Linked DNA regions of Homo sapiens: region 1 is linked to region 2. A link is a loop called in an ENCODE intact Hi-C map of the cell type or tissue named here. Cell type or tissue: IMR-90. All regions are shown on one strand. Each heading gives the region's core, and the rest is flanking DNA. Links, peaks and the distances in the headings are about the cores only. Region 1 overlaps OPCML (opioid binding protein/cell adhesion molecule like). Region 2 overlaps OPCML (opioid binding protein/cell adhesion molecule like).

Region 1 (16,358 bases), core at 4,678-7,177, 69 kb after region 2:
TATTTTATTTTCCCCTATTATAATACCACAAAGATACTCAGGGCTCAAAAATGTCTTAGTTGATGCTGACAGTAATGGAAACACATGAGGATTCATATGAATTAAGCAGCAACTATCCAGATGCTGAAAACAAAACTGGGCCCAGTGGCTTGCGGATTCTCATGCTCAGCCCTGGCTAAGGCCATGGAATGTAAAACATTGTTAGGCCATTTTACAAAAAAACTCAATTAAAACGTACAAAATAAAGTGAACGCCCAAAAGGAAAAGTGATTTGGAAAATGAACTGGTTAGCACTTACAGTAATTACTAGAGATTACTACCAAATTACTAACCAAATTACTGGTAGAATGGCCATATTATTCTACTCCTTAAAATGACGTTGCATACCAATTTCAAGTAATTGTACATAATTTCCTTGACTGAGTCCAGATAGTAATTTGAAACTGATCCCCACGCAGGGTCTCCATATTTCTTCCCGTGTCTCTGACTGGAGTTTGATATTGCTTTAACCTGAAGACAACACTCCCCACCCCCACTTCCATTCCCAGCCCCTTGCCTCTTTTGGCCAGACTAATAGCATAGTGGAACACACAGCAAAAAATAGTGTTTTTACAAGTCTGACCTTACGACTCTGTGGTCACTCACATGACATAGTTTGAAAGGGTCTCAGACAAGTTGCCCACAGCACTCTGGGTGCCCCAAATGCCACCATTTATTCTTTAGTTGGGATGAAGCACTGGGAAGTAATTTACTGGATCCACTTAACAGGGATATTTAGGAGAGGATGAGATCTCCAACTACAAAGAAAATTTCCTAAAATGGGGAAAACACTGGGTGAGGGAATGAAGATCTGTATCACAAATTCAGTTTCCAGAAGCAGATGCTGAATTGGAGTCTGGGGTTCCAGATACTTATTGGAGCGCCACACCTGGGAAGGGAAGAGGGAGGAAGCATGAGCCTCCAGGATTGCAGGCCCCCCAAGAAGGGGCATGAAGCACAAACAATGCAGCCCCACTGCAGCTGAAGGACCCTCAGGAGGAGCTGAGGAGCTGTGAGGCTGGCAGGAGGCCTGCTGACTAGGCTCCCTGCAGTTGGGCAAGGATCCAGTCAAGGAGGCCTCTCTGATACATGGTTAGGCTGGGGACACTCCCAGTAAATGTCTACTCTACGGTTTTAGGGCCAGGCTTTGTACTAAAGAATTAGGCAAGATCCCAAATTTAAAAAAATAATAATAATAAAAAAGAAAAAAAGGCCGTCTTCAGAAAACAAAAAATGGCATGACTAGCTCTCTCATAAAGGATACACCAGTGATTGCAAAAACGCTGTTGTCTTTTCAAATCAGCCTAAACTGGATTTCCAAATTAGCAGCCCCAACTGTGACTGCGCAGTTGCTTGCATTTGTAGTGCTGAAAAGTTGTGTTCACAGATAAGAGAGAACCATCTAACATAAGGCTACCACATTTCCCCCTTCTCCAGATCTGGGAAATGTGGTTGATTTGCATATTTAGCATACATTTGCATTCTGTGTTCAATAGCCCCTAACTCTAATTATGTCAAATAAGATAAATTAGTACATTTCACTGCCATTGCATTCTAGCCCTGTGGTTAGGGGCTAAGGAGACTTAACCCAACTTTTTCCTTCTCCTTCTGGCTTATTCCCTTCTAGGACAGAAGTCATTTGGTGTTCAGGCTGGGGACATTTCAAGGTAAATCCTTAACTACAGAGGAGGGGGAGGGTAAGAAAAAGAAACAACCAATGATATCCAGAAATAGAGTTGTACATTTTCTGTTCTAACAAGTAAATTTAAAATGCCAACTTGATCCAAGTGTAAACAAAAAATGAACCTCGTGGATATTTTAATAAGTTAACAGAAGGCAAACGACTTTTAAACAAAACAAAAAGTATTACAAAATCAAATCCAGTACATCATCTTTCTGCAACATAAAACTTCCTATCATGCTGGGAATAAACAGGTTTGTAGATGGTGAGTGGTTCTAGAACCAGGAAGGAAGATAGCAAGCATCCAGGGGAAGGTCGTCATTGTTCTCCAGTCCGTCATTTGTGTCCCATCCTCTCTTATTGAGATTTATAGGTCATTCTGGAGTCACTGGAATCACTCATTGATATGTTTTGCATATCGTGATAGGGCCTCACAAATCCCCCAACTTCACCCCTTTATCTCACGGGACGTATATTTATGAAGCACTCTCTATGTGTTAGCAAGGTTGAAGGTATCAAGATGAACAAGAACTAGAAACCCAGCTTGCTAGGAAGCCACATGGAAAACTGACTGAGAGAGTGATTACAATATAACAAGTAACATAAGAGAGGTGTGTGAAAAATGTGATGAATGCACAGAAAACCAAATGCTTACATCTGCTTGAGAAGCAGTAGAAATGTAAGATTGCATAGGCCATAAGAGGTTTCCAAGAGGAGAAAATATTTTATCCTGCTTAAATTGGAAGAGTAAAAAACTCTGAAGATCAAGAGGTGGGGAAAAGACTTTCTAGGAAGTGGGAATTATGTGTATAAAAGCACTTGCATTCATGAATTTGAATGCCCAATGAATAAGTCCAAAAATATACAATGTGTTTATGAAAATAAAGAGAAAGATGCTTCAGCTGCGACAGTTGAAAAAGAATTCATGGAGGCAGTGAGGCTTTCCCGCGAACACCAAAATGGTCCGATCTGAGGGGCAAGGTACTCCCGGAAGGAAGAACCTGCACAAACAGATGCATGGCACTGGATCTTATACGCCTCATGCAACACGTGAATCTACTGGATTAACTCAGCCATGAGAAGGCAGCAGTAAAATAGAGACCAAGGTGCCTAAGAAAATACTGTACGCATGCTGGGGGTCATGTATGCCTACTTTAAAAAAAAAAAAGGGGGCTGAAACAATCACATTAAATCATTATTTTAGGTCAGGCACCATTTAGTGATTCTTTATAGAAAACACAGACAGGTGAATTAGGAACACACCCGCAAGAGAGCACAGGATTAATTAGTCCTGCAGACAAGAAGGCTATTGTAGAAGGCTGTTAGAGAGCTGCAAAATTACCATATTCCAGGTGTGAAGAGAGGAACAGCTCAGTGAGGTTGGTTCCAGTGGGAATAAAAATAAAGCACAGGTATTCAAGGCATTTGGAAGACTGTCTTATGAAACATGATTTTATTTAGGTTAGGATGACATACAGGAATACTGTTAGCGTTTTGAGACTGGGTAAATAGGAGAATGAAAAGGACAGGGAAAGCAGGAAGATGAGAGGCGATGGGACAGGGAATAACATTATTATGTGTCAACTGTATTTCTAGTATTTACCTATCAAGTTTATATTTAGCTCATCAATCCTTATAAAAACCCTATAAAATAAAAATTATTCTTCTACACTAAAAAATCACAAATCAGGGAGATTTCGCAAATTGCCCAAGAGCCCAGGGGTAGTGAACTGGAGAGGCAAAACTGAGTCCTGGATCTACTGCACTTCAGTTTCTGTTTAAGCTCTATTCAATATGCCTCACATGTTCCAGTGAGAAACATAATGTGTTTGGACTTAGACACGGTGAGTTTGAGATGATGGTGGAACATTCAAGAAGAAATATCTAGTGAGCAGTCAGACATAATAGGATCATAGATTTATAGAGCTGGAAGGCATCTTAAAAATCATCTAATCGTAGAGCCAAAATTCTAAAATGAGATTATAGCTGGGGTTATCCATTTGGGAAAAATTCACATATTAGAAAATGAATGAAGTCACCATATGAGAGAAAATATGCAGTAGAAGGTTAACGATTGTCCTTTGGGTGTGCCCACCTTTCTGGGGTGGGGAGAAGAAAAGAGATTACTAATAGGACAGGACAGGGGCTTCCTGAAAAGGGGAAGAGACAGTGAGGTGCCTCCCACATCCAGAAGGCAGATTGAGGAGCAGGTATCAAAAATGTTAAATGGCTCCAATAAGTCAGAGAAAATGAGGCAACTGTCTGTGGTGGATAGAAGTGTGTTGGTTGCCGTAGAGAGAACCTGTCAAAGAAATCAGGAAAATAATATAAGGAGACAAATACCAGGGGTCAGAAAGATTGCTTGGGGTTTCTTTATTTGACTAGATCTTAGAAAATAAAACAGGACTCATGAGGAGACATATAAAGTGGGAATTCTGTGAATATATAGCTTGGTTATAGTCTGCTATAGTTTAAAGACAGAACATCACAAGTTACAAAATAGCATAGGCTTTTGGTTTACTGAGATGAAAACTGTTGACAGCTATTATAATTCAGAACAATCTTTATAGCTTTGTGCAAGCTTTCATTAGTGGCTACAATCAAGGGTCTCTGATAGGTGCCACACAAATAATAATAACAGTAAGTTAGGAACATTACCAAATTGGTTTTACTAAAATATATAGGTGGTTATACTCAAAGAAGCTATTTCACAGAACTGAAAAGTGATTGCTCAGATTTGTGACACATCATTTAAAAAACTATGGTTTCCCATAGGAGACCGTTGCCAAAAATAAAAGCCTTAGTTACATAGAGGTGCACCTGATTGAATATCAGTGGAAGGAGAGGAATTAGAGCCGAGTCCAAGCTGTGCAGCTCTCTGGCTGACATTGATCATGTGCAGTGGACAGCATCTACCTGGACCACACGCTGTGCCTTCTCCTCCACTCCCTCTTCCACCATAACAATTAACTTACCAATGAGCCACGAATGCACCCCACCACCAAATGCCAGGTATCTTCATATAAGACATGGCATAAGACCTCTTCTTAAATGGACTGTGTCATTCTCTGCAGAACAGAATGGTGGATGCCACTTGCTAGCAATGTCTAAAATCCGGGGAACTGATAAGCTCTGCATCTCTATGGGCTGCAAAACACAATATGGGTCCTTACTAGAAAGGAGCTAGCATGTTCAAGTGTTCAGTCATCTAAAACCACATCTTGCCAATCACCATTCTCTTTGGGTGACTGAGTTAATTTCTGCCCGTGGTTAAACATGCTGTTTATCCTACTTTAGCTGGAGGTCAAGAGACACAGAAAGAAAACACGATTCATTCCCCAATAATATCACCTACTTCACATGACATCAATTAATTCCCCAATAATATCACCTACTTCACATGACATCATAGTTTATATTATTAATATTTTGTGAATGACACCTTGGACTGAGCTATGCAGAAAATGAAGTTGGTATTTGGGGTAAAAGGGCTTTCTCAAATATTAAAAAAATAATTTTTACTGTCTTTGTGCTACAGTTGAAAATATACAACTTCAGCTGTCACCTGCAATAAAGAATTTTTTTCTCTTTGGAGGTAGCATATAAAATATTCATCATCTTGGAAGCATTAATTTCAAAATAGAGCAAACTCGTGGTAGAAAATCAAACAGTAGGGAAAACAGTAACAAGAAAAATAAATTTCTCTTGGCATGTAACATTTCCCCTCCCTGAGTCCTCATTCCCCCTATCCAGTTAACCACTTCATCGTTTCTCCTGTATCCTTTCAGAAATGTCTTGTGTAGATACATGTCCCACGAGACAGAAACACACACACACAAACACACAATTTCCTTTGCCTTCATTATACAAACACCATTATAATATACATACTTTTCCACTAGCTTTTTTCAATTGTCATGCCTCTTTACCCTCTTTCCATAATAAGTATAGGGCTATCACATTCCTATAAGGGCTACAAAGTATTCCATTGTATGGATTAGCGTAATTTACATAACTAGTCCCATATCAATAAAGCTTTCAAAATTAACTTACTATAAAACTATTTTTGTTATTTGTAAGCATTTATTATTTCTATTTTATTTTTTATTATAAACATTTACTATTCTCTAATTATCAGTCGTTAAATAACAAGCCTCATGAACCTTAGGAACTTGAACAACAACCATGCTACTGTGGGCATGGACTCTGTGGGTGTGGAATTTGGCCTGGGTGGGGGCGGCTTGCCCCTGTTCTATGATGCCTGGGGCCTCAGCTGGGAAGTCTCAAATGACTGGGAATGACAGGGCTTGCAGTGTGCACAATGGCTTCTTCATTCCTTATCTGACACCTTGGCAGCGACCGTGAGAAGGACCAGCTCCAGCTGGGGGCCTCTCCAGCATGTGGTCTCTGGGTAATCCGAGTTTTCAGGCAGGTGGCTCCTCCAGGGCCTGCCCAATCCAGCTAGGCCAAAGCTGCCTGGCCTTTTCTGACCCAGCCTGAGTCAGGCAGAGTCACTTCTGCCACATTCCATTGGTTATGAGCAAGTCATGAGTCCATACCGGGTTCAGGAAAAGGGGGCCCAGACTCCTCCCTGTGCTGGGGGAGTCGTGGCCAGCTGGTAGAAGACCGAAGAGTGTATGAGATGAGATGTCCCTGCAGCATCTTTGGAAATGAAAATTGCCACAACTGTTTTAAAAGCCAGTGCCCCTGCCTCTGTCCTCTGACCTTGAGTGTTTCCTGACTTCTTGCATATACATCCCAGAACGCCATCGTGCCCCGCTCGCAGAATGCCAGTGGCTCACTACAGTGGAAAGAGCACTAGCCCCATGGAGAGCACATTGGATTCAAGCCACTGAGCATCTCAGAGCCCCAGTTTTATCATTAAAAAGAGTAGATTAAACTAAATTAGGTACAAGCCTCTGCTCACTTACAGAATTTTATCATTCTAAGACCCTACCTGTATAGTCATGCACCATATAACAACATTTAAGTTACTGACAGACCACAAATACAATGGTGGTCTCGTAGGACCATAATACCATATTTTTACCTCATCTATGTTTAGATACACAAATACCACTGTATTACAGCTGCCTCCAGCACTCAGTACAGTAACACTAGCCTAGGAGCAGTCGGCTCCACCACGGAGCCTAGGTGTGTGGTAGGCTATGCCATCTAGGTTTGTATAACTACACTCTGTGGTGTTCACACACAACCACACCGCCTAATGAAGCATTTCTCAGAATGTGTCCTGGTGTCAAGCAGCACATGACTGTGTTTCATCTTCCAACTCCTTGTTCTGAAAAGGAGGAACAAGAAATAAAATGGATTGAATGCATACCCAGTTTCCCAAGCTATTTTGCACTCACCCCGAAGATGGGGCCTGACCGAGTACAATGAACAACATCGCACAGCCTGAGTGTGACTCCAGCCCGGCCACCTAGTACAATAGGCACGTTTCTAAACTTAGGAATGAGGATGATGATACCCATTTGGGAGTATCTAAACAAGAAAATAGGGGTACTAAAATTTCATTTTATAGAACGATCACTTTTTGCTTCCTTTTCAGAGCAAGGGATTGAAATATGAGAGAAACAGGTAGGATTGATGTAATCAGAAATGGTTTAAGAGAGTGTCAAAAACATAAGGGATCGGCAGATTCACAGCTCCCTGTCCGCGCTGCGGCACCTCTGCCAGATCTTCTACTACGCTTAGCTTTCTATCTTACTCTGCCTAAGCTGTGCCATGTGAAATATATTTCCTATCCCAGAGAGAATTTCTCTCAGGGATTTATACATAGCATAGGGAAAGTTGAGGCCAGGCCAAGGGCTGGTCTCATGACTGTCTAGATTTTGTTGCTTGTAAGACCAGCATGGAATGTCCTTTTCCATTTACAGTAGGATTTGGGAGAGGCTTGGAGGGGCATGCGGCCTTTGGATGAGAGTGTGGAAGAGAAATTACTGGCAAAGAGTGAAGGGGGAATAAAGAGAAGAGGGGAGGCACAAGGAAAAGCAGGGTGTAGGAGCTGATGTATCTGGATGTAGACAGCCTGGTTTGACGTTCAGTTCCCTTTCTGTCACTAAGATGGCCAAGATCTGGGTGGGACGTCTCACCCCATACCACAAGGCACATGGGCCCAACCAGGGTCCTTTGGGACAGACAGGAATCATTCCAGGCTGCACGGCCTAGAATTTATTATTTAGGTCAGACAGAGTGGAATGGATAACTTCCTCTAGAGATCAGAGGCTGTGCGCTGTCTCTGATGTGTGACAAATTGAAGGAAGCACAGCCATGCCTTCAGCATGCTCGGTGAGGGATGCTCATGGAGAAGGAACGTGAAGGAGCCTGTGCCTGCCTTACTTTCCATTTGTTTCAGTTTCTCCCCCCACGCATCTGCTGTCCTTGCAAAGCAGGAAAAGGGAAAGGAAATGTCATTTCTCTGGAGATGTAACAAAAGGTTATTTGCTTCGGAAAAAGCTCTGTCTTAAATAAATGAAAGTTGTCTGTATTGTTCGTTTGTTTGTTTGGCTTTTTTTTGGCTCTTTCTCAGTCTCCCCATAAATCACTGAAAATCACCTTACCATTCCCTGAATTTGTAGGAATCTCTTGCTGCTGTGTAAAGGCATAAGAATGGGCCAAGGCAAACATCTCTAATGTCTTCTTTCAAAACCAAAATGCATTTTAATAATTTAAAGCCACTGCTCTTTCAGTCACTTGATAAATTATTCACAAATTTTACAACAAAAAAAAAAAAGAAAAAAAAAATCTGTTCCCTTTACAAGTTCTGGAACATTAAATCATGTCAGAATAGATGAAAAGGACAAATCAGCCCTAAACTCTTAGAAATCATGCCATTTACTTCTTTATCTGAGAGCAGTGCCACAGTTTACAGGGCACTTGGCAGATGATTTTTCAGGACTTATGTCCAGGTACAGTGAGAGAATGACACTGTAGGAATGAAAGAAGGTGGCTTTTGGGCAATGTATAGAGAACATCTAACTGTTTGCCTCAGGACTGCAACTTTAAGTGATATTTTAAAGAGATCTCAAGGACAGACAAAGAAAGCTGATTTGCTTAAGGTAACTCTAGTTAATTCTGGGCAAGGGAGGAAGTCGGAATAATGGTGGCTCCTTCTGTTCTTACGTTAAAACACCCCTTACATCCTCCTACCAAGCACGGGCAAGTGCTACAAAGTTGCTTTCTGTTCAAATGTCCATGGGACATAACCTTCTGGAGCTTAGCAAGCAGGTACTTCTGACCTCATGGAGTGGAGAACCTTTGCCTAGAAAAGATTCTAAATTTGCATCCACAATGATAACAATGCCCCACCCACATAGTCATGTTGTAGCTGAAGATCTTGGAATATTTACAAGCATCTCTCATCTCATTAGAAAAACATACTCACTGAAAGGTCCAAGTGATTGATAATGAAGGCCAACTGGGCAGAACTATTAGGTTTTCCTTCCTGATATTTCCTACCAGAGATGTCTCCCTCTTACAGCCAGTGCCCAGGGCCTAATTACAATTAATACATTTTGTCATCAGTATTTTGTCTTCCAACTCCATGGTTTACTTTTGTTCTGGATCTAAGAAAGGTAGCAGCATTGTAGAAGAACTCATTAGGATATCACACTTCAATTAGTACAGGGATGAGGTTTGTCTGAATAAATACAGCCCATTCCATTCTAACACAGTGCTGGCATATAGGAGATGTCAATAAATGCTTGCTTCCCGAATGAAAAAGTGAACAGAAATTGCAGAAATACGTCAAAGTTTAATTTATTGTGTGTGTAACACAAGCATAGACACCGTTCAATATGCACCATTTTAATAGGCAGAAATGGGCTATTAGTATTTTTAATTTGAGAGTGGCAAAACCTAAACTAATTTCATATTTTAGGAAAGAGATTCTGGATGAAGCTTCCATCATCATCCGCAAGGCAACTTTTTATCTTTGTGGGGCCTTTGTAATTTTTTTCTACTTGCTATGCCTTCTTCCTTTTATAACCTAAATTTTTCTTTAATGCTCCTGAGATGCCTATTTTCAGGGAATTCTGATGTCAAGGGTGTTCTTGGAAGCTTCTGAGTGTTGGCTAAAATACCTTCTCTTCCACTTCAAAGAAGTCCTATAATGCTAGAACCATCTTCACTGACAATATCTTTCTTCACCCTCCAAATCTCACTGCTCAGCTTCTGGGGGAGTCAAGTTACAAAAGAGCCAACATATGAAAAATCCATTGTTCTTTAATTTTACTTCAACAAGATAGATGCAGACATCCACATCAGCATTTGGAGACCGGAGAAGTGAAGAAGCAGAAGAGAAAAATCACTGAGTTTCTAGAGTATGCTCTTTATTTAGACATGCAACTTTTACACAGAATAATTTAAGGGAGGTTACAAAGATACATACAAAAGAGCAAGATAAAATAAAGATAAGAAAGAAAAATGGGCCAGGCACGGTGGCTCATGCCTGTAATCCCAGCACTTTGGGAGGCCGAGGCAGGCGGATCACGAGGTCAGGAGATCGAGACCATCCTGGCTAATATGGTGAAACCCTGTCTCTACTAAAAAAAAAAAAAAATACAAAAAAATTAGCCAGGCGTGGTGGTGGGCGCCTGTAGTCCCAGCTACTCAGGAGGCTGAGGCAGAAGAATGGCGTGACCCCGGGAAGCAGAGCTTGCAGTGAGCCGAGATCGAGCCACTGCACTCCAGCTTGGGTGACAGAGCGAGACTCCATCTCAAAAAAAAAAAAAAAAAGAAAAAAAAAGAAAAGAAAAATGACCCTATGATGAGAAATACAAGAAACAAAGTCAGAGCTTGATGAGCTCAGCAAAGCACTAACACTCTTTACATCTCCCCTCTCTATTATGAAGTATGCCAACATCATCTTACCTTGTTTGTGTCCGTCCCACATGGTAGTAGTATGCAATTTACAAGCCACATCCAAAGTTATTTACCTTAAGAGAAATCAGCATATGTAATTTAGAACTTTTTTAAAATTAGGTAAGGTAGTTCTAGGTGATTGTTGGTAACTTTTTTGGAAGTCTATATTACAAAAATTATTTTAGGTAAGTTTCCCAAAAGTGTCTGGCTGTCTTGGTTCAAGTGTCAACTTCACTGATAACTATTTTTACATCTTGGGCACACAGCAATTGTTGCTGTTCCTCTCCTACCAGACCCAAGCTCATCCATCTGGTCAGAAAGATTTTTTGAGACATCATAGCAAAAGTAGCCATTTTCCTCCCTTTTCAACCTTTCTTGCCCAGGACTCCGTATTATTTTTCTTAAAATACTTACCAATATTTAAAACTGAGTTTGTTTATGTGCAAATAAACAAATTAGAATATAAACTGGAATATTTAAAATTCAGTTTGCTTATATGCAAATAAACTAGATATGAACTGGAAGATATAAATATATATTTGGAATATATAAGTGTATATTCCAGTTTATATAAACCAGAATATAAACTAGAATATCAACGCCATGAGAGCAAGGCTTTTATCTCTCTTGTTCTCTCTTAGGCCTCCAGTGTCTAGAACATGGCCTGGCACAGAGCAAGTGCTCATTGAAAGTTTGCTGAATTAATGAACAAATGAATGAATGTATAAATATTTTGGATAATATCTTGTCACCTCTAATTTCATTCAAATATTGTCTTTACCTTATATTAGCTGGGTAAATCAGCTGCATGAAAGAAATTCTCTTAACGTCCAGATTTTTCAATTTCCATGTTCCCTGTAAACATCCTCTCTTCATCCCGCCCATCCTCTCCCACCCACACCCCTGCTGCCGTGAATTGTGTACCCTCCTGTCTGAGGGTTCCCCTATACCTGGGCTCCGTTCCCACCCTTGCTTCTCTCCTCAAGGACCCACTGCATGGATTTCCAGCTCCACTCCCTCTGGCTCTTTTCCAACAGTGTTGAAGAATACTAAGTCGATGCAAAGCTACAATATTAAAGTATGAATACTTAAGGACTTCTCCTCCATCGCTTTTAAAAGACAAGAGCCTTTGTTCCAATGTCATCACCTAGAAAGGTCTGTAACTGTGTTGAGTAGCAATGAGGCTGGAGAGCTGGAGAGGCTGGAAATCACTAAATTTACAGCGGAAAAGGCAGACTTCTCCCCTAGAAAATTAGAATAGATCCTAAAGGCATATCCAGGAGACAGAAGAATCAATAACTCATTCTAACTGGGTTTAGAAGAGAGTGTGGGGTGGTTGAGAAGAAAAGGAGAGCTATTTGGAGTGGGGGACAGAAGAAGGGCTTGTAAAATATGGAAAGAAATATAGAGAAAAAATAATTTTAACTACATCGATGTGCATTACAAAGAGAGAGGCCCTTTCTCGCTTTCAAAAGTAAAGTATTCTTGGCCGGGCATGGTGGCTCACGCCTGTAATCCTAGCATTTTGGGAGGCCGAGGCGGGTGGATCATGAGGTCAGGAGTTTGAGGCTAGCCTGGCCAACATGGCAAAACCCCGTCTCTACTAAAAATACAAAAATTAGCTGGGCCTGGTGGTGGGTGCCTCTAATCCCAGCTACTCGGGAGGCTGAGGCAAGAGAATTGCTTGAACCTGGGAGGCAGAGGGTGCGGTGAGCCAAGATCATGCCGTTGCACTCCAGCCTGGGCGACAAGAGCAAGACTCCATCTCAAAAGTAAAGTATTCTTTCCAATAATATGTGTGACTGTTGTTGCAATACTGCTATTTATTGAGTAGAATATAACAAAGAGCAAGAAGCTAAAAGCAACAAAGCCCAGCTTTATCTGGATTACATTCAGATTTTGGCATCCTTGAAAAGCAAAACAAAACAAAGGCCCTTCCTATAGCTATTTTCATGTACTACTCTCCTTCTCACAACTTCTATTATACAAAGGTTGTCCCCACTCACTGTTTATAATTCCTTCCTTCTCACTCACATTTCACCCCTCTGCCATCAACCTTCTACCCCCATTAACCCTTGTTTTTGAAATCGTCAATCATCTTGACTAACTACAGTGGGTGTTTTAGACCCTTCGTTGTCACAGAACTGAACCATTTGGTGGTTCACTTGGACAGGAGCTATAAAAACTCCAGGCCTATGGTTGCAGTGAGCCAAGATCGTGCCGCTGCACTCCAGCCTGGGGGATAGAGCAAGACTCCGTCTCAAAACAAAACAAAACAAAAAACCTCCAGGCCTAATCTTTCCAGCATGGCTAAGCCATCATCCTCGGGAAATACAGACGCTTGACCATGGCTGTGAGAAGTGCAGTTACCGCCCCTGCCCCACCCCGGTGCAGCCCTATTTGCTGCTGCTGGGCACTCAGCTAGCCCATCACCTGTGCTTTTGTTTGGTTCCCTGGGATCATCAAGCTCTGTGTGTAGTCTCCTTGTAGTTAGTTCCTCCATCTAGTCTAGAGGTGAGAAAAAAGTCTGTTCCACAACACCTTCCCTGGGAAGGGTGCAATTCGGAGACCATCAGGAGCTCTCTGAGAAAGAAGCCACTAATGTCTTTCTAATATCAAACTCTCTCTTTGCCAGCCTCTTATGAAGGCTAAAGGTGAGGAGATAGCAATATCGCAAAATCTGTTTTAGCAACTCTTTGCAAGTATTGCCAGTGGTCTGGCACCTTGCTTTGCAATATGGTAATAGCTCCCATTGTTTTGAAGCTTCAGTCAAAATATAGAAAGAATTTCATATTAAACCACAGTTTCCAAAGATGGTGGGCTGTATCTCGTCTCCTGGCTTCCAATAAGCAAGGTGGAGTTATAGGCTGTCTTTACACACTCTTATCAAAGTGCTGCATACTTGTTTCTTGGTCTGGTTGTCTACATTAAATTGAAAACTTCTAGAAGCTAAAGATGCGTCTTTACATCACACACACACACAAGCACATGCCACACCACAATTTACTCCACTACTCTTGTTCCTTCCATCATGCTTCTAGTCTTTTCTTCTCTAAATAACCAGATTTCTTGTAAGAATTATAATGTTTGCCTCTACTTTTCTACCTCCCATTCAGTCCTCAGTCTACTCATTTAAGTCTGGTCTCATCCTTGCCTGAAATACTTTTCATTAATGTCATCAATCATCTTGTTACACTAGGTCTTTTATCAGTCATTATACCTGACTTACAAGCAAGCACTTGGTTCTTTGGACTATTTCCTCCTTCTTGAAATAGTATTCTTGAGCTTCTTATATTTAAAAACAACCTTGCTCTCCAGCTAACTTTCTGGCTGATTCTTATGTTTCATTCATCCAAGCTAAAGCTACTAAGTATTAAAGATCTCCAAGACTCTGTCTAAGGCACTGTCTTCTTAATTTCTTCTTTATCCTCCATAGAGCTAATCCACACCCATGACTTCAGGGGCCCACACCACTTAAGAGCCTAGAGCTCTTCTGAGCAGCAGAACTTGTGATGGTTAATTTTACGTATCCACCTACTGGATTAAGGAGTACCTACAGAACTGGAAAGCATTATAGTGGGATGTGTCTGTAAGGGAGTTTCCAGAGGAGATTGGCATGTGAGTCTGAGTAGACCAAGTGGAGAAGATCCACCCTCAGTGTGCTTGGCACCATCTCATAGGCTGGGGGCCCAGACAGAACAAAACAGGCAAGGCAAATAGGTTTCTTTCCTGGAGCTTGGATACACTCTTATCCTGCCCTTGGTCAGCAGAACTCCAGGCTCGCTGGCCTTTGGACTCTAGGACTTACACCAGCAACCCCCACTCCTACCCCAGGTTTTCAGGCCCTGGAACTTGGCCTGAACAACACTACTGGCATTCCAGGATCCCCAGCATGTAGATGGCTGTCACAGGACTTCTCAGCCTCAGTAATCAGGTGAGTCAATTCCCCTAATAAATCCCCTCACATATATCTATATATCTATAAATAGCTTGTTGGTTCTGTCTTTCTGAAGAACACTGACTAGTGCAGATTTTAGTACCAACAGTGGTTCTAGAGGTTTTCATAATTGGTTTGGGGTTTCTAGAATTGGCTATCTAATCTGGTTAAATCTAAAAATGCCAAAGACTCTACTTCTAACAGCACAGAGAGCACTGAACTCTCTAGTGCAAACTGCTCATAGAGATACATAAAATAGGTACATTTGGTACTTTTAATTCACCACTTATAAGAGACAAGAAACTTGGTGACTTCTATATATGATACCCTTAACATTTGTGCAGAACCAACGAATATAATGACTTTGGTTGGTTGCTCCTAATGTCAGTGGACAAAGGGATGAAGGAAAAGAATGAGTTCAGGTATTCCATTTCCTGCCCCAGCTCTACATAAATAGCTGAAGAGCTTCTAAGTGTGCCCTGAGTCTGAATCTCCTCCCATGTAGCCACAGGTCTGGGATTGCTGAAAATCAAACAAGAGCGCTTATCATATGACTGACTGAATCACAGCAAAAGCTGAACTCTCAGCTCCGCAGGCGTCTGTGGTTAAAGTGAGGCCATTGGTTGAGACAGAATGGGATCTGTAAGTTGAGATGGGGATGTGTGGGAGGGCTCTGATGAGGCTGGAGACACTGAGCTATGAAATTCTGATGAGTGTTATTTGCTAGCAGAAGTGGTTCCCACCCACAATAGTATAGGGTTTTCCATCTCTGTCTGAAGGAGTTAACCCTGCATTGTCTAAGAAAATGGTAACAGCCTCCATGAGGCAGTTGCCAAGCAAGACAATGCTGAGTCTCCTCAGAATCCACCCCCCCTGCCCCTCTTTGCTTCTGGACCTGTAACTAGACTTGAGTCCCAGCAGGCCCCTAGAGGTGAGGTTCAAAGTGTGATTCAGGAGGAGGTGTGCCATGTTCCAAAAGAACTACTTCAGTTTTCTAATTTATACAAGCAGAAGTCTGGGGAATGCTTGTGGGAATGCATACTGAGAGTGTGGGAATATGGTGGAAGAAATATAAAGTTGGATCAGGCCAAATTTACTTATATGGACCCTCAGAGCCGAGGTCCTCAATTTAACTTTGCAGCTCAGGGAGTGAGTTTGTTTGATTGAGTGGTAAAACATGGATCAAAAAACATGAGCCACTGTGAGTGAGCTGGAGATGCCTGATCTCCCTTGGGCTAACACAGAGGAAGGGATTCAAAGGCTTAGGGAGATTGGAAAGCTACAGTGGATTTGTCACTTAAACCCTACTCGGACACACCAGGAGGGTCCAGAAGACAGACTTTTCATCAATACTTTGAACAATGGATTTGTGAGGGGAGCCCCAGCACCCCTGAAGAGCTCTGTGATTGCTCTTCTCTGTAGACCAGACCTTACAATGGGAGCTGCTGTTATTCAGTTGGAAAACTTAAATGCAATGGGAGTAATTGGATCCCAAGGTGATAGGGACCAAGTGACGGCACTCAACCGTCAAAGACAAGTTGAATGCAGTTTTCAAAATGGTACCTGGTATGCACCTACTAAACTGGCAAATACCTTTTTCTCCATTTGTGTTCATAAGGCCCACCTGAGGCACTCTGCCTTCAGCTGGCAAGGCCAGCAATACACCCTCACTGTCTTACATCAGAGATATATCAACTCGCCAGCTTTATGTCACAATCCAGTTTGCGGGAATCTTCACTGCCTTTCCCTTCCATAAGATTTCATACTGTTCTATTGATAACCTTATGCTGATCAGACCTCATGACCAAGAAGTAGAAA
Region 2 (16,358 bases), core at 5,044-7,543:
CAGTGAGCTGAGATCGTGCCATTGCACTCCAGCCTGGTTGATGGAGCGAGACTCCATCTCAAAAATAAATAAATAAGAAAATACCAAAGAGTGATGTTGAAAATGGAACTTAACGGCTGTACCTTCAAAATGTTTCCTCTGGGCACCTCAAACGCATAGCACCTAAGGGTAGAGGAAGGAAAAGGGTTTCCTGTTACCATATTAAGGGCTGAGTCTTTATACCGCCCATTCTCCCTCTCAGTTCAGGCCAGCTCCTTGACCTCAGTTTAATGAATTTCTTTCCTGTTTATAAAGATCTTCAGGTGCTGGGTGGGTGGGGATAACACATCCCCTTCTTGGGCATTCAGTCCAGTGTGTAACAATTTGCAGAATGCTTCCTGAAGCCTAACCTGATCGGTTCACTGTCAGTGTCAGAGAATTTCATAAGCAACATCTGGCACATTTTTAGGTGCCCCCCAAGAGCTGTGCACTAACTACCTACAAGCTCCTTGCAAAGGGTTTAGTATCTTGTAAGGGCCCCCAAAATATTAATTAACCAATCAAACTGCTCCCAGCTGCAATTTGAACTCATTTCGTCTCTAGGTTGGGAAACAGGGAATGTGGTCATTATTCTCTCCATTAAAATCCTGCCCAGACATAACGATTATTATTAAATCCCTCTTACTTCTCTTCTCAGCATCAAGGGATTTCAATTCTTTTCACCTTTCTTTAGAGTTGCAATTCATTGAATCACAGGTGCAGAAGGGAGTTAACAATATAACTCAATCAATAATTATTTCCAAGGCTGATCTAGACCCCCTCAGATTTTCTCCCATACTGTGCCATCCCATCCAGATGCAGTTTTCTAGAAGAGCCTGATTAGGCCCCGGGAAAGTGGCTGTTTTGGTTTAAAGATCTGCCCTGGACATGTCAACACCTCTTTCTTTCGGTTACGGTTTTGTGTATTTTTTCTTATGTGTCTATATTTATAGCTTTGTTCCATATCGGAGTGAGAACAGAGACAGATCCTATGCCGCTAATTAGAGCCCCACATGTTAATGAACCCCCAACAGCCTGCTGCCTTAGAGTGTCGGCAACCCCACAGGAAATTAATAAGAGCCTTAATCACTCAGAGACTGGAAAGGTCACTGCTCACTAAGGGTTCAAACGCAGAAACAGCAACACAATCATACCCTAGTTTAAAAGCATAAAAACCATCCATGGGTGTGAAGAGCCTAGCGCTCCATCAATAGGCAGACGGATTAGAGCATCAGCTTGTTCACAGGACTAAATGAACATAATCGCAGAACAGTGTGTTGCTTATCCTCAAATTATATTAATATATACAGTGATGTGGTCATCTCTTGTACCTCTTAGTTTATTTCTCCAGCTTAGACGCAGTGGCTTGCAGCATAAAATACCTGGACAGTCTGGATCCCCCAGCATTTTAGCCTAACTTTTCTCATTGCTAACTGTGCACCAGCTTCTTCAGGGGTCCTTTTAACCCAACCTTAGAGAATCACAACATTAAGGACTAAATGGGACAGGGAAGGAGCACATTCATGGCCAGGCCCTTCCCTGAGTGGCCAGGGATGAAGAGCACTAAACTTCCATCTTCCAAGAAGGAAGACATTTACACTGCGCATTGCAAAGTATAGATCAGTTTCCTCAATTTTACTCCCTGTGTCTGAAAGGTGAACCTGAGCAACAGGTGGCAATAAAAAGTAGAAAAAAGGAATGATATAATCTTTTGCGATAAATGCTCCTAACCTACCCTACAGAGGAAGAAAATTGAACCAAAGAAATAGCGTTGACACTCAGAAAATTAACATTACAGAATCAAGAGGGAGAAAGTTTTAAAATCAAGCACTGCAAAGAGGATATGAACTGAAAGCTGAGGCAAGACTATTAGAGACAGCAATTAGGAGGTTATTGGAAATGTTTTAAAGTGTAGTTTCAATAGCATGATGAAGCAGAAAACCAGATGGTCTGCTCCCTTCTTTTATCTGTCTATTAAAAGTGGATCCAACATTGAGAACTCAGCAAATATTCTACTTCCAGCTACATTTAATTGCCTGCTCTTTGGAACTACAATGATCTTGATTATCTTATCACTAATTCATCTCCTACTCTGTTATTACATAGATTGTGGTATTAGTTATCATTTTGTGTATATCTTCCTCACCAACTTAAATTCTCCTTGAGGGCAGGAGCCTGCTTTTACTAGTACTTTTCTGTATCTCCCTAGCACTTAATACAGTGATTTCCACATAATATGTCCTCAAAAAATATTCATTGAAAGCAAGATGAATTAGATCTATACAGAGGTCCTATAACTTGAGGTTTGTACAGCTATGATTTACTAAATGAGACCTCCCTGAAAACACTGAGCAGTTCTGTAAAACTTATAAACTTTCAAGTTAATTTAAAATAAAACTCAATAAAAATCAATAAAATATTCCCTTTTGATTCAAATAGGTTCTCTTTTTTAATAATTTCATTGCTTTTGAATTTAATTTCTGTGAACTCAGTACACATTTTTTTTAGATAACTTTATATTTTGATGATATCTTCAGGATATCCTGGTTCAGACTTTTTACAGCTCAAAGATCATGTCCATCTGCATATCTCTTTTAAAGAACTCATATATGGAAACAGTGTCTCAATTATAACTAGGCAGCATTACTGAAGTCAGTCTTTACAGCGATAATTAGAAGTCTCAACATATTTTTCCGTCAAAAGAGTTTATTAAGAGGGTTGTTTAATTTTCAAAATGAGTTCACAAAAGTTCCTTTAATTCTGCAGAAGTACCAGCACAATGGTAGAACCTGAGCACCATAACCGTCATTTTACTGCATGATGGACACTACCAATGCAAGAGAAGCAGCCCCCATCATCAGCACCACGGTGCCACAGCCTGCAGCAGCAACCTTCTCCTCTCTTCTGTATCCCCATCTTAAATCTCACTCTTAGCTGACTTCTATCTTAATTGGAGAGAACCTCTTTAAAGATGCAGCACTGTGCATCCCCAGCATCAAGTCCAAACCCCTCATTATAGATATCCTTTATCCACTGTTTTTTGTCCAGCTTTATCCCTCATCATTGCCTCTGTAAGCTCTTCCTTCTGCCAACCTTGAACTACTTTAACCTGTGAAACTCCTACCTTAATTCTCATCTCAGCTGCTTCCCCCGGTGTATTGCTCTCCCCCATCCTACCTTCCCTGGGATAATTACTGTTTGCCCTCAGCCTCAGCTTAAATGGAATCTCATTTTGGAAGCCAGCATTCCTCACCCTTGTCTGAGATAGGTGTGCGTTTTACATGCACTAATAACACCTTTTCAAATAACGTGTCCATCGCCTTCACAATCACCTCTTTAGTGGTTGCCTCAAAGTTATCCTTTTCACACTGAAATCCCAATGTCTAGAACAGTTCTGATCACAAAGTATGTGTTTAGTAAATAACTAGTGAATGATGGATGAATGACAGCAGTCACTTCCAAGTTCACAGGTTTCTTTGCTCATTCATTCATTCAAAATACTGTTGAATTCTACTACGTAGCAAGTGATATGTACGAGGAACTGGAGAGTGATGAGTTGAACTCATTGTCTGCTGTTTCAGTCAAGGTTCTTCAGAGAAACAGAACTAATAGGAGATTATAGATAGAGATAGAGATGTATTTATTATGAGAAATTGGCTCATACGGTTATGGAGGCTGAGAAACTTCATAATCTGCCAAGTACAAGCTGGAGCCCCAGGAAAACCAGTGGTATAATTCAGTCCAGTGCAAAGGCCTGAGAATTAGGGGAGCCAATGATGTAAATCCCAGCCCAAGGGCAGAAGCTGATGAAATGAGATGTCCCAGTTCAGGCAGTGAGGCAGAAATGAAAACATGAGGAAGGGCAAATTCCTTCTTCCTCTGCCTTTTGTTCTATCCAGGCCCTCAATAGACTGGATTGTGACTACTCATATTAAAAAGGGCATTCTAGTTTAATGAGTCCGCAGTCCACCAATTCAAATGCTAATCTCATCCTGAGACACTTTCACAGACCCACTCAAAAATAATGTTTAATCTGAGCACTCCATGACCCAGTCACGTTGACATGTAAAAAATTAACCATCACACATAGCCTCATGGAGTTTATTGTAATGGGAATTTGCTATGGGGGGCTGTGGAGGAATTAGGATTTCAGACTTCAGACTCCAATGAAATAGAAGATTCTTGTGGAAGCAGCTCACAAGAGGCAAGTGTTCTCATTAGTGTGGATGAAGTGGGTCCTAAATACACTTCCTACAATAGCACACAGTCACTCATAAGTGTTCTGATCTCAGTGGAATATGACTCCTTTAGAAAAAAAATAAGTTACAGTAAATCACCGTGAGGTCTTTATTGTGAACTTAAAAGCCATCTTTCCCCAAAGAGCTTAGTTTCATTTCTTACCTGATTTTCGTGACCCCCATAAAACCCTTTGCTGTAAAGTTGAAGCCTTTGCCCCACATGGACTATTTTAATAGTTTCTTAACTCATCTTTTTGCGTCCAAATTCACCAGATTAAATCCATTTCTCATTCTTCCATGAGTCACCTTTCTAAAACGTCTATCGGATTATGCCTTTCCCTTTTTGATGACCTACCTGGACTTTTAAGTCTTGCTATGAGAATAGAAGTCTCCTCCGCATCTTGACCTGTCAGCCCGCTGAATATTTGCAGAATTCTCTACTGTAATTCAGATGGCAGGGACCTCCTGTGAAGTACGTGAGGATGGGAAGGGGCTACACAAACATGTAATACATCAGACAAAAATAATAGATTAAAGATGTGTGGAGATGTTTCAATGGGTGCCCTTCGCTCTTGGCGTTAAGTTTGAAGTCTTTAGCAAAGGAATTTAAGGTCTGTTTGGCCCTGACTCTTCCTGTCTACCTTAGATTATTTTCCCCCAAAATACTTTATGCCCTTTCATGTTAGGTTTGTGTGAGTTGAGAAGTGACAGTGACAGTTAAGAAGAGTGAATACAGAGTACTCTTTCCAGTAGGTTAGGTGTGAGGAGAATGAGGGAGATTATTGTGACCCCCCATAGGAGGGTCCCCAAAGGAGGACATGGGGTTGAGATGGTTTTAAAATTCTTATTCATTGATTTATTTTCTTCAAAAACTCATGTTTATATGTTGTGACAAAATTTATTAAAGCCAGTCAAGGTTGAAGATCTAGAAGAAGAAAGAGATACTGGATGGCATGAAATCCTGAAGAAGAATGCAACAGACACAGATAGAGAAATGTGTCTTGCTGCAAAGCAGAGATGTGCACAAGGAAGATAAGATGGGTGCTAGATGCAGAGGAAGGCAGGCAAGAAGCAGCAGCTGGAGGCAGTTCACACTTATTGGCCTAATTTTTCTCTACATAAAATAGGACATGAAATCAGCTGGTGGGACTGTGAAAAGTGGCAAGGGCAAGTTGGAGTCTTGAGGAAATGGACATGTTTGCGATAGCTGTGCTGGAAATAAGAGTAATATTGGACTAAAGACTCAGAGGCTTTCTAAGCAGCATGAAAAATCACGTAGGATGATACTGATTCCAACTTCATGGCATTGTGGTTTAACATGATCATAGACAAGCAGTCTCTCTTAGGTCAGTTTCTGCTTTGAAACAGCTTGGCAAACTGTTTTTGTAAAGGGCCAGATAATAAATCCTTTGGCTTTGAGGGGCATATGGTCTCTGTTGCAAATACTCAATTTTGCCATTTAAAAATATCTCCGAGGCATTATGTAAGTGAATGTGACTGTGTACCAATAAAACTTTATTTACAGACACTGAAATTTAAATTTTATATGATTTTATGCATTATGAAATATTCTTCTTGTGATTTGTTTTCAACCATTTAAAATGCTTTTTTAAGTACAAAAACATTCTTATTTTATGTGTTATACAAAAACAAGAAGTGGGCATTTACCTCCAACTGCAGGTAAGATTTCTTGTTTATAGCAGGAAGAGATACGTGACACCTGGGTGTTCAGGGAACAAGGCTATTACTCATGAGAGAAGAAGAAAACTGAGAATCACAGCGTTCGAGAGTTCTGAGAGAGTTTTTGGTCCGTTGTGGGACTGCATTTTCATGACTCAAATACAACACAGATGTGTAGCCTGCTTCTCTTGTTCATTTTAGGATAGAGATAACAACTCTTCTCTCCACAGCCATATCCTTCTTTTTCAAAATCAGTTGTACAAGAGGGAGAAGGGTATAGTCGACAAATAAACAAGAAGAGCTTCAGTTCTTTATTGATTTCATAAAATGAGGCGTGAAGAGGGAGTTGACAACAAGGGAATCCAGGATTGGAAAGACAGTTACCCCTCAGAAAGGCGTTTCTGTGCTACTCTCCTCTCCTCTCCCAATAAAGGGAATAAGACCCTTTTGTTGACTTCCAGCCTCACTGAAGATAGAAGTAAGCGGCAACAATGATGGCTCAGGTGGAGTTAGATGTGGGTAGCACTTGTAAAGATGATGGATGTTGCCAAATGGTAATTTTCTCTGTGTGGTGGCTATGATTGATCTGTGGCTTGATGTGATGGTTGAGGCTTTCATATTCAATCTTAAAGAAAAAATATCATGTCATACACAGGGAGTTTCAGATGACTGGGGTGGGGGTGTTGCTTGCTGGGATAGTGCTTTACTTTTGAAGATGATACACTCTGAAAAAGGAGTATTTCTCTAAAACTCAAGTCTACAAACCAGTGAAGGCCAGTATATACAATTTTATTAATATAATATTCCAAATAAATTTTCTTTGTATCTCTATTGACCCTGTAGTCTTAGGTATGAAACTGAAGGACTTGGGACCACAGGTGTTTTCATGGCTTCTTTTTTTGTCTTTGGAAAAAAAATTTTTAAAGGGATGTGTGAAGCAGACAGCTGGCTATGTAGCTGATACTAAAGGAAAATAAGGTTTGTTTTTCTGGATATATGCCTATGCTTCAGAGGTGATCTCATAACAAGGGCAGAGAACATCTCATAATTCCCTGAAATAGAATAATGAACTTGGCAGGAGAAAACTCAGCTTTACCAGGAGGGCTTTGAATTTAAATTTTAGAGGCAAAAGGGAGGGATTAGATAAATCTATATATTTAGACTGTAATGAGTGCCTTGTAACTGCCCCCCTCCCCCGCCAAAAAAAAAATGTAATGGAAGAAGAGCCTAGTACTTATCAGGATGAAATACTTATGGCTACGGAAGTCTATATATCAATGCGAAGAGTATTTATAATATACAATATAAACCTTAAACTTTAAAGAAATAAAACAAAATATTTTAAGTATCACCAAGACGTTATGAAGTAGTGACCACAATATGGCATTGTACAAGGGAGAAACTCATTCTAAGTTGACATCTGATAGAAGAGGAGATAGACAGCTACAGACCGTGTTTAGAAAGCATAAACCTGGATAGAATCCCACAGACCTGAGAACAGACACTTCATGATGGAGCCTCACTGACAATCTGGGGCTATACTGGGAACTAGCAAAAGAGGTGCCAGGGTCCAACCATTCACAGATGAAACAACTGTAGAAATACTGAGCCTGGAAGTAGAGAAGATCCTTGATTCATTTCCTAGATTTCAATTTTCTATTGAAATTTTCCATCCTTTCATTTACTTTATCAATTTTTTATTCTATTTTCTTCTATTTTATCTTTTCTTCAATTTGGGGTAATTAATTGTATACATCAACAACACATTTAAATCAGTGGGCTTTGAGCAAAGTCGACTGCCCTCCGTAACGTGGGTGGACTTCCTGTAATCAGTTGAACCCCTGAATAAAACAAAAGACTCACGATCTAGCGCAAGAGGGCATGCTGTCAGCACATGGCCTTTGCACTTGAACTGCAGCATCAGCTTTTTCCATGTCTCCAGCCTGCCGCCCACCCTGCAGACTTGGACTTGCCAGTCTTGCTCGCCGTGTGAGCCAATTCCCTAAAACCTCTCTCTCTCTTAGATAGATAGATAGATAGATGATAGATAGATAGATAAACACATAGATAGATATGAGTGTATATATATATATAGACAGATTATATTATATATAAAATCATATTGTTTCTGTTTTCTGGAGAACCTTACTAATACATGTGTTAATTATAGTTATTTCAAAGTCCTTGCCTGCCAAATCCAATATAAGAACCATATATGGGGGAGGGGGGAGGCATAGCATTAGGAGATATACCTAATGTTAAATGACAAGTTAATGGGTGCAGCACACCAAAATGGCACATGTATACATGTGTAACAAACCTGCATGTTGTGCACATGTACCCTAAAACTTAAAGTATAATAAAAAATAATAATAAATAAATAAATACCCTCTACTTGGGGCACACCCTATGTAAATGAAGAGGATGAAGTAAAGTTACAAAGTCGAAAAAAAAAAAAAAGAACCATATATGGGTCTACTTCTATTATTTTGTGTGCTATGTATGGATTATCAGTCATATTTCCTTGCCTTTTCACACATCTAGTATTTTTTAATGCCAGAAATTTTGTGCATACCAGAAGGAATAGGAGGGATCTCTAGAGAAAAATAATATCTGTAGCTTTATGATTCCTTTATATGCAATGTCTGGTATGTACTACAAGGTCACTAGAAGCAAGGAAATATGACTGATAATTGAACAGGGGAAAAGATATTGAAGCAGACCATAATATGATACCTATATTGGAGTTAGCAGACAAAGACTTTAAATGACTATGATTACTTTGGTTAAAAAAAAAAAAGGAGAGAGAGACAAAATGGATGAAATAGATGTATATATAAATGAAGAATTTTAACAGAGTGTTTGAATTTATTTTTAAAAAATTGCATAGAAATTCCAGAATTAAAAGACACAATATCTGAAATCATTAACCCAATAGATGAATTTAATAGCAGTTGGACACAGAATTATCAACCTGGAAGATAGGCCAATAGATCATAGCCAAATTAAAAAACTGGGAGGAATGAATATTTTAATGCTATTCAACATGCTGCCATTACAAATAATTATACAGGATTCTCCCATTTTTTGTTATGACACAATATATTTGTCTAGACATATGATATCAATATTTATTTCTGAGTTGTAGGATGAGGGAGTTTTGCTTTTCTTCTCTCAATTATCTATATTTCCCTCAAGAAATACAACAAGAGACATCATCAGTAAGTCACTTTAAGTATACTTTTCTCCAGATAACCAACCAAACAGCTCGCTAAAAAACACATGTTTGTAAGTGGAGGCTGCTGTGCTGTTTGTGATGCTCTAGAGTCAGAATGCGGCAGGGCTTCCTTTAATGATGTGCCTTCTCCCCCAGGGTCCTGGGGCTGGAGGCTCTGAATGCTTCTATTCCTCATCTCCATCCAGTGCCTTCCCTGTCTGCATCTTCACTCTGGAAACGTCAGAGGGTCTTACATATAGCCTTAACACAGCAAAAACTGAATGAATGAATGAATGAATGAATGAATGAATGAATGAATGAAAGAAACCAGAAAGGAAGAAAAGAAAATGGAGTGTGGGATTTGAATCTCCTTCCTGCCGTCTTGGGTTCTTAGGAGCCCGTAAAAGTAAGGTCATTAACCTCTAGTTAATGGGGGTCCTGCTTTCACATGCAAGTCCTGATAATCCTATTACTATAAGATCTTACTACCCACCTTCTCATTCTGTCAACCACAAAGGAAGGAAAAGAAGCCAAAGCATTTATTATTCCATATGTAGGTATTTGAGGTTAGATTTAGTGAGGCTGCCCAGTGTCTGAGCAGGCCAGTGATAGGCGTATTACAAACAGCTAGACAGACATTCGATCAAGTTCCAACTTCAAGAAAACTAAGGACTTATATATTTATGTTTGTGTTTATATACACATATATATGTGGTGTGTGTGTATGTGTGTGTGTGTGTGTATTCTGTTTTTGAAAAACATATTGTGAAGTGCTGCAAGCCCCTTGGCCTTACCCTCATTCAGGGAGAAGATGTGTGCCATCGGAAATCAAGGAGTTTGATGGGATGTGCTGGTGGGAAGAAAGGTAAAGACAGAATTTCCAGAAATTGCTGAATTCACTGCACATATCTAAACAGTTGAAGCTGTATCTCAGGCAGTTTGGTGACAGAAGGAAACACCAGCAATAGAATAATTAAAGCTTCCCCCAAACCACAGTCTAAGAGATTTTTAACCTGTTTTTGCCTTACCAGGATATACAATCTGTAGCTTGTACTTTCTTTCCCCGCACCTCCTCCCCGAAAACTTGTCCCTCTGAGAGGGGGCCTTATTATAGATACATAGCATGTATGTTTAACCCAGATATTTTAGTCTTCCCCCATCATACAGCATTAGGCATCAAACAAAAAGACTGCTCTTTTTCAATGGATCTAATTGTGCATCACTTGAATGTACCATAGACAGAGTCCTTGGGTGATGGAACCACAAGGAAAGCCTTCTCTGGTTAGAGGAGTGAGGTCAAGAGGCCAGGACTGTTCTTTTGCTGACTCTAGCATGCAAATGTATGTGTCATAAGTAAGAGATTCATATGCATCTCCAGTGGTGTTTGGACTGTTAGCATGACACTGGCAGAACGAAGCTGAGATTCTCCTGCTAGCTGAGATAACATCAGGGCTGGGGAATGTCCCTGGGGCCCTTCCTCTCTCATTTCTAGCAAGGAGATCCAGACATCCCCTAGGCACAAGGCAAGGCAGAGCACAGGCTCCTTTCAACCAGCCACAGCTCTCCCTGGATGTCAGCCCTATCCATGCCTTCCCCAGCTGCCTCTGGAAGGAGGGCAGAGACCAGAGCCACCTATTCTGAAAGACAACCAGCTCCATGTGCCAGGCAAAGCAAGAACTCTGGGCAGCTACAGGGAAGAGAAACAGCCCATTTAATGTGCTCTGATTCCCTCCTGGAAAGACTGGAAAATTATCCGCTTGCCTCAAATATCTTCATTAAAAATGCATTTAAGCTGTGAAGCTCTACGAAGGAGAGACCTGTAATACATGAAAGATTAGCCCCAGATTGCTGATTGGACTATTTTACATCATTATGGTAATTAAGCTAGCAAGGCTGTTGTGCTGACTTCGACACTTTCTTCCATTTGCCTTTGTTTCCAATTCAAGGTATCTTCCCCCCTCTTTCCATCTTCCAGCCTTCTTCCTTTCCTCCCCTTCCTCCCCTTCTCACCCCTCCCCACTAAATGTCTCCTGGGAGCCTTGGTGGGTCCTGCCTCATGCATATGCATTGCACTCGGTTGGATTCAATCTCCCATGGCTTCTCTGCCAACCTTGTCTTGACTCTGCAGAGTAAAGGGAAGAAATTAATGGTAATTACAAGGTGTGAGTGGATATTACAGCTCTCTATCTGATTGCCAGTGAAACCAAATAAAAATGGAACGTAATCAGCCAATTATTAAAACACAGAATAAACAAAAGGAGTCTTGTCTCTTACTTGCCTTCCCTTGCTTACTTTCTATCCTCAGACCAGCAAGCCTGGCTCAGGGCAGTGACTGGAGACACCCGTGATACACTCCCTGGGACTCCACTAGAGCTAAGACTACACAGCTGGTGTGCAGGGCCACCTTCCAATGTGGAAGATGGAGAGAGCCTGTTTGAAGGCCCTCCATGATCGTATAGGCCCTCCTCACTCTCCCTCTCCCACCTCCCCCCACCGCTTGCCAGAGTCATCAGTACTCTCAAGTGTCCCCACAAAAAGAAGTGGTTCCATATTTCTTTCCACCATTTGTAAATGCATGAATAACTTCTAGAAATAGATGCAAAACTCTGCACTCGGTGACATTCCCCTGAGAAACCAGGAGTCTCTGAGGCGGTGAATGGATTACAAGGAGAAATATAAGAGAAAGGCTTTTCAACTGTGACAGCTGACAGGAGAGTGAAGTGTGTGTGTGTGTGTGTGTGCGCGCACACACTCATGCACTGTCACATGCAAAAGCAGTTCTGGCCCAGGGGATGGTCCAGTCAGCTTTCTTCCCTTCCCTGGTGACCCAAGGAAACAGTACTGGAACACTGATGGTGGAGGGAAACAGACAAAAACCAAAAATAAGTCCCTCCCTTTCCTTAACATTACTTGTGATATGCAGCTGAGATTTTTAATTATATAAAAGTACTGCATGCATATGTTCACACCCACAGCTCAGTTGTAACCTGAGGAGCAGCTCAGCATGGAGGTGTAAGGTCACAGTCTTTGTCATTAAGTAGACTGGTTTCTACCCTTTCTGACTAATTTACTAGCTGTGGGACCTTATGAAGCTTACTTCACTTCTCCAAGTCTCAATTACCTCATTTGTAAATGAAGACTATAATCATATCCACCTCATGTATTTGTAAGGATGAAATGAAATAATGCATGCAAAGTGCACTTTATGAATATTCATTGTTATTAAACAATATATGTAAGTGGTAAATCAGACTTTAATCTTTGAATGTATTTCTTCATAGATTATATTGCATGCCAATTATCTCAAAAGAATACCTTACCTTACTTTTAGGACTTCAGAGGGCACCTGAGTCTACCTGGCCATCCTGCTATAATTTCCTAGTATGTTTGCTTGTTTTCTTCCCCTGTCCCTGTTCCATTTTTTTCTCCTAGCTTCCTCAAATCTGCACACCTCCACACGTCTTGCCATCCCTTCCTTCCCAGTAGAACCTCATTTCATAAGCTCTTGAGAACATGCCTTCGCATGGGGGACAACCTCTTCTTCCCACTAATGTATTTAGGAAACTATCCGCACCTGTCCTCACACCCCTTCCTCCCACTTGCTAAAAAAGTTGATGTCTCTCAACCACTATTGGTGGCTAGCACCTTTTCCTGCACCCTAGATTCCAACCCTCTTGCCTGCCTGCTAGGGACTTCACTGCTGTGGCCATCGCCTGTCTTTCCCCAGCATCATCAATATACGCTTCTCTGTGGAACCATCCCTATCAGCATCCAAACATCATCTAGGGTGCCTCACTTATAAATAAAACAAACAAACAAACAAACAAACAAAAGCACTCCCTTTAACTCACTGCTTTCTCCATTTATCGTCTCATATTTTTTGTTCTGTTTCACAGCAAAACATAACAAAAGAATTCTATATATGCTTTGTCTCCACTTACTCTCAATCCATCTTCTCTTGAGCACACCCCATCATCCCTTCATCTCTGCCTCTCCACTGAAATGGCTCCACAAGATCACCAACTCCCCTCCTATGGTTAACCTGTGTGTTGTGGCACATGATCGCAGCATTTACACGGATGGCCATGCCATCTTCCAGAAAAGCAGCCTGTATGTCTTCTGACATGCACTCTCTTGTTCTGCCTGCTACCTCACCGGTGGCTCCTGCTCTGTTCATCACTGACCTGTCCCTTCCTGCTGGACACCTGTCTAATTGCTGGAGTGCCGTAGGGTTCAATCCTGAAACTCTTTCCTACCTACGTCTCTCCTTCATTGAACTTTCCCTCCCTCACTGATGCTGCAGCCTTTCCAGTTTAAATCTCAGCCCTGAATGCTTACTGGATCTCCTCATTTTAGCTTATTTTATCTAAAAATCTTGTGTTCTGAACCATCACTCATGCCTCTTCAAAAATACTAGTCCTCCTTCTCTGGCTTTCTTTCTCTCACTGAATGCAACTGCCATTTATTGAAGCCATTCCAGACAAAAAGTTAATCATCACCATTGATATTTCGCTCTTTCCTTTTCTCTTCACATCCAATTCATTAGTTTTCTCTGCTCATTGCAGCTCCAACGTGCACCTAGAATCTCTCTGCTTCCCTCTGTCCTCTCTGCTACCCTTCCTAAGCCAAGTCAGCCTCAGTTCTCGCTTGGACACTGTAACGGTACAGTTAGTCACACTGTGTTCATCCTCACTTTTTATCATCTCATTTTTTGTTCTGTTTCACAGCAAAACATCACAAAAGAATTTTATATACACTTTGTCTCCACTTACTTTCAATCCATCTTCTCTTGAGCACACCCCATCATCCCTTCATCTCTGCTTCTCCACTGAAATGGCTCTGCAAGGTCACCAACTGCCCCCCTATTGTTTAACCTGTGTGTTCACACATTCCCCACCCAGCTGTGGTCTTTCTAATCCAAAAATAAGAGTATTCACCTTCAAAAACAACTTCCCGTGGCTGTAAACTTCAATTATAACAACAACAAAAAAATCAACCACCTTTCTGTGATTGTCATTCCTCCCTCTGTGACCCCATCTCACACCACTTCCTCCTGCTGCCTGTTCTTTCACCACAAGCCCTTCAGTTTATCCACCTGTCTAAAGGCCTTGTATGCTCCCTTCTCTGTGTCTGGAAGGCCTCCCAGGTAGGTCTTTGCATAGGAAGATGCCTCCTGTCTTTAAAGTCTCAGAGCAGAGAGGGCTTCTCTGATACACAAGCAAAAGGGGCACTTCATGCTACCTGCTTCAGTCTCTACTATGTTGTTATTCCCACCCTTCATCATGATTTCATAATATCTTTTAAATTATCTACATATTTGATTATTATCTGTCTTCCTTTGTTAGATCATGAACCTCATGATGGTAGTCACCTGCCTTTTCTGTCCATCTCTAAGTTTTCCTCAATTTGAAAATTACCTGGCACGTAGCCTAATTTAATGCACATTTGTTTATTACATGGATGAATACATTACTTAGAGTCTAACTTCCTAACTATATATGAGCCTCTAGATACCCAGCAATTGAAGGGCATCCATCGCCCAAATTGAAAACCCTCAACTATGCCTGCCCTGATATTTGAGACCACCTCACTCCTTCCATCAAAGCCCCATTTGAACAGGACAGACCTGGTTTTAAATCCCACCTCCTCCATTTGACAGGGTGATATTGGACACATTTTTGAACCCATCTATGCCTCCATTTTCTCAAGAGGAAAATGAGGTAATAATATATTTGGAAAACTATTGTGAAGGTTAATGAGATAAAGTTTGTAAAGTAACCAGGTCTGGCACGTATAAGACATTCAATAAATGGCCTTTCTTCTTTCCTCAATATAAAGGATTTCAGCTTGCCACTTGGAAGGCGGGTTGAAAATACAACTCTAATTAAACAAATTTACACCCATGTGTGAATGACTCTTAGCCCTTTAGCATTCCCAGGGGAAGCTTATTAACCTAAATGCATTATTAATTGGTAGAATGTCTGTTAGTTTAACAAAGTGAAGGGAAAAGTTCCAGTAGAGAAGGGAATACACCTTTGGGTTGGGAGTCCTAGAAACAAAGCTAAGGAATATGCCCCTGGGCCGATGGGGTCACTGCCCAGTCAATTACTCTTGCTTTTCCTGCTGATGTTTATTTGTTTGTTTGCTTGTGTTTTTCTCTTTGTCCATGTGTGAACCCCGCTACCTCCCTAACCACTCAGGGTTTTGTATGCTTTTCCAGACTCTTTCAGAATAATAGTTTCCACAATTATTCAAGGTGCAAAGACGTGGCTACTGTTGGCATGTAGCAGTTCCATGGACTGTATGTCCTGTCCATCTCTGTGAAGAGTCTGGGTAGTTATGGGTTCCACACAGATAATTATGTGCACAGGTATGCTTTTCTGTGTGCTTCTACACCCTTAAGTATGCATGCTTGTCTGTCACACAGTTAGCCACTGATCAGAAATTCCAGTACAAAACAAGCTCCTGTTGGCTTGGAAACTATGAAAAATGCATTTGAAAGAGCAAGTTTTTGATGGCAATTGTCATTAACTACTTTATTTCCAAATACATTTCACAGTGCATTTCATGCCAGGAAGGGTTTCTTATCTTCTGAACTCTTAGTCTGCCAGTCTGAGTGGGATGGTGACAGTTTCCTTTGAACACAAGTAGTGAAATAACCCCCAGTGAATGGCAACAGCAAGAGAAGATGCAAAGGGGCAGAGGTGAAAAAAATGTGAAAGGCATCCCTGTTTACCTTTCAGACACTCCAACAGCCATGTGACCTGTCTCAAGATTATTCCATAGAGCAGAAAAGAATACTTTATGTAACATGGCCATAGCACTTCCAAAACTGCCTCAAGGTTTTTTAGCTATCAGTGATCCACTTGTCTGATTAAAAGATAATTCTCTTAATTTACCCTATACTGCATTATGACCACAAGATTTCTTATGCAGTCCTGCCTGATTTCTCTGAGTCTTGGCAATAGATAAGAAGGTATGTAATCATACAGAAGGTGGTATTTGTTATTACTGTTACTCTAAGAAGCTATAGGATTGAAAAGGGACACATTTGTATGAATACACACAAAGAGTATTTATCTGAATACTTTTAGTGTCCATAAGTAGCCTTTACCAGGAGCCAGGGATCCTAAGGAAGAAATATAGGTATAAAGGGAAGAGAAGGGGGAGACAGATATATAGAACAGTAAGTCTCCAAATATCTA

The links. A loop is a pair of places that touch in the nucleus more often than their neighbours do. Peaks named below come from ENCODE experiments on the same cell type or tissue, not always from the same donor. Only the 100,000 strongest peaks of a DNase experiment are listed, where the experiment ranks them.
Region 1: a loop joins it to region 2, with 5 times the contacts of the local background. A loop is called at or near these places in 2 of 110 quality-filtered maps.

Annotation. Positions count from the first base shown.
Region 1 is chr11:132,880,397-132,896,754 of GRCh38, forward strand. The region is part of intron 2 of OPCML (opioid binding protein/cell adhesion molecule like); the gene reads right to left. Among named protein-coding and RNA genes, the nearest start is that of OPCML-IT1, 480 kb to the right of the region's middle. RefSeq lists an enhancer at 5,669-6,175. In IMR-90, for the core only: no CTCF peak of the experiment used is centred there; a DNase peak (open chromatin) is centred at 6,185.
Region 2 is chr11:132,810,631-132,826,988 of GRCh38, forward strand. The region is part of intron 2 of OPCML (opioid binding protein/cell adhesion molecule like); the gene reads right to left. Among named protein-coding and RNA genes, the nearest start is that of NTM-IT, 530 kb to the left of the region's middle. In IMR-90, for the core only: no CTCF peak of the experiment used is centred there; no DNase peak of the experiment used is centred there; H3K27me3 peaks cover 213 bases.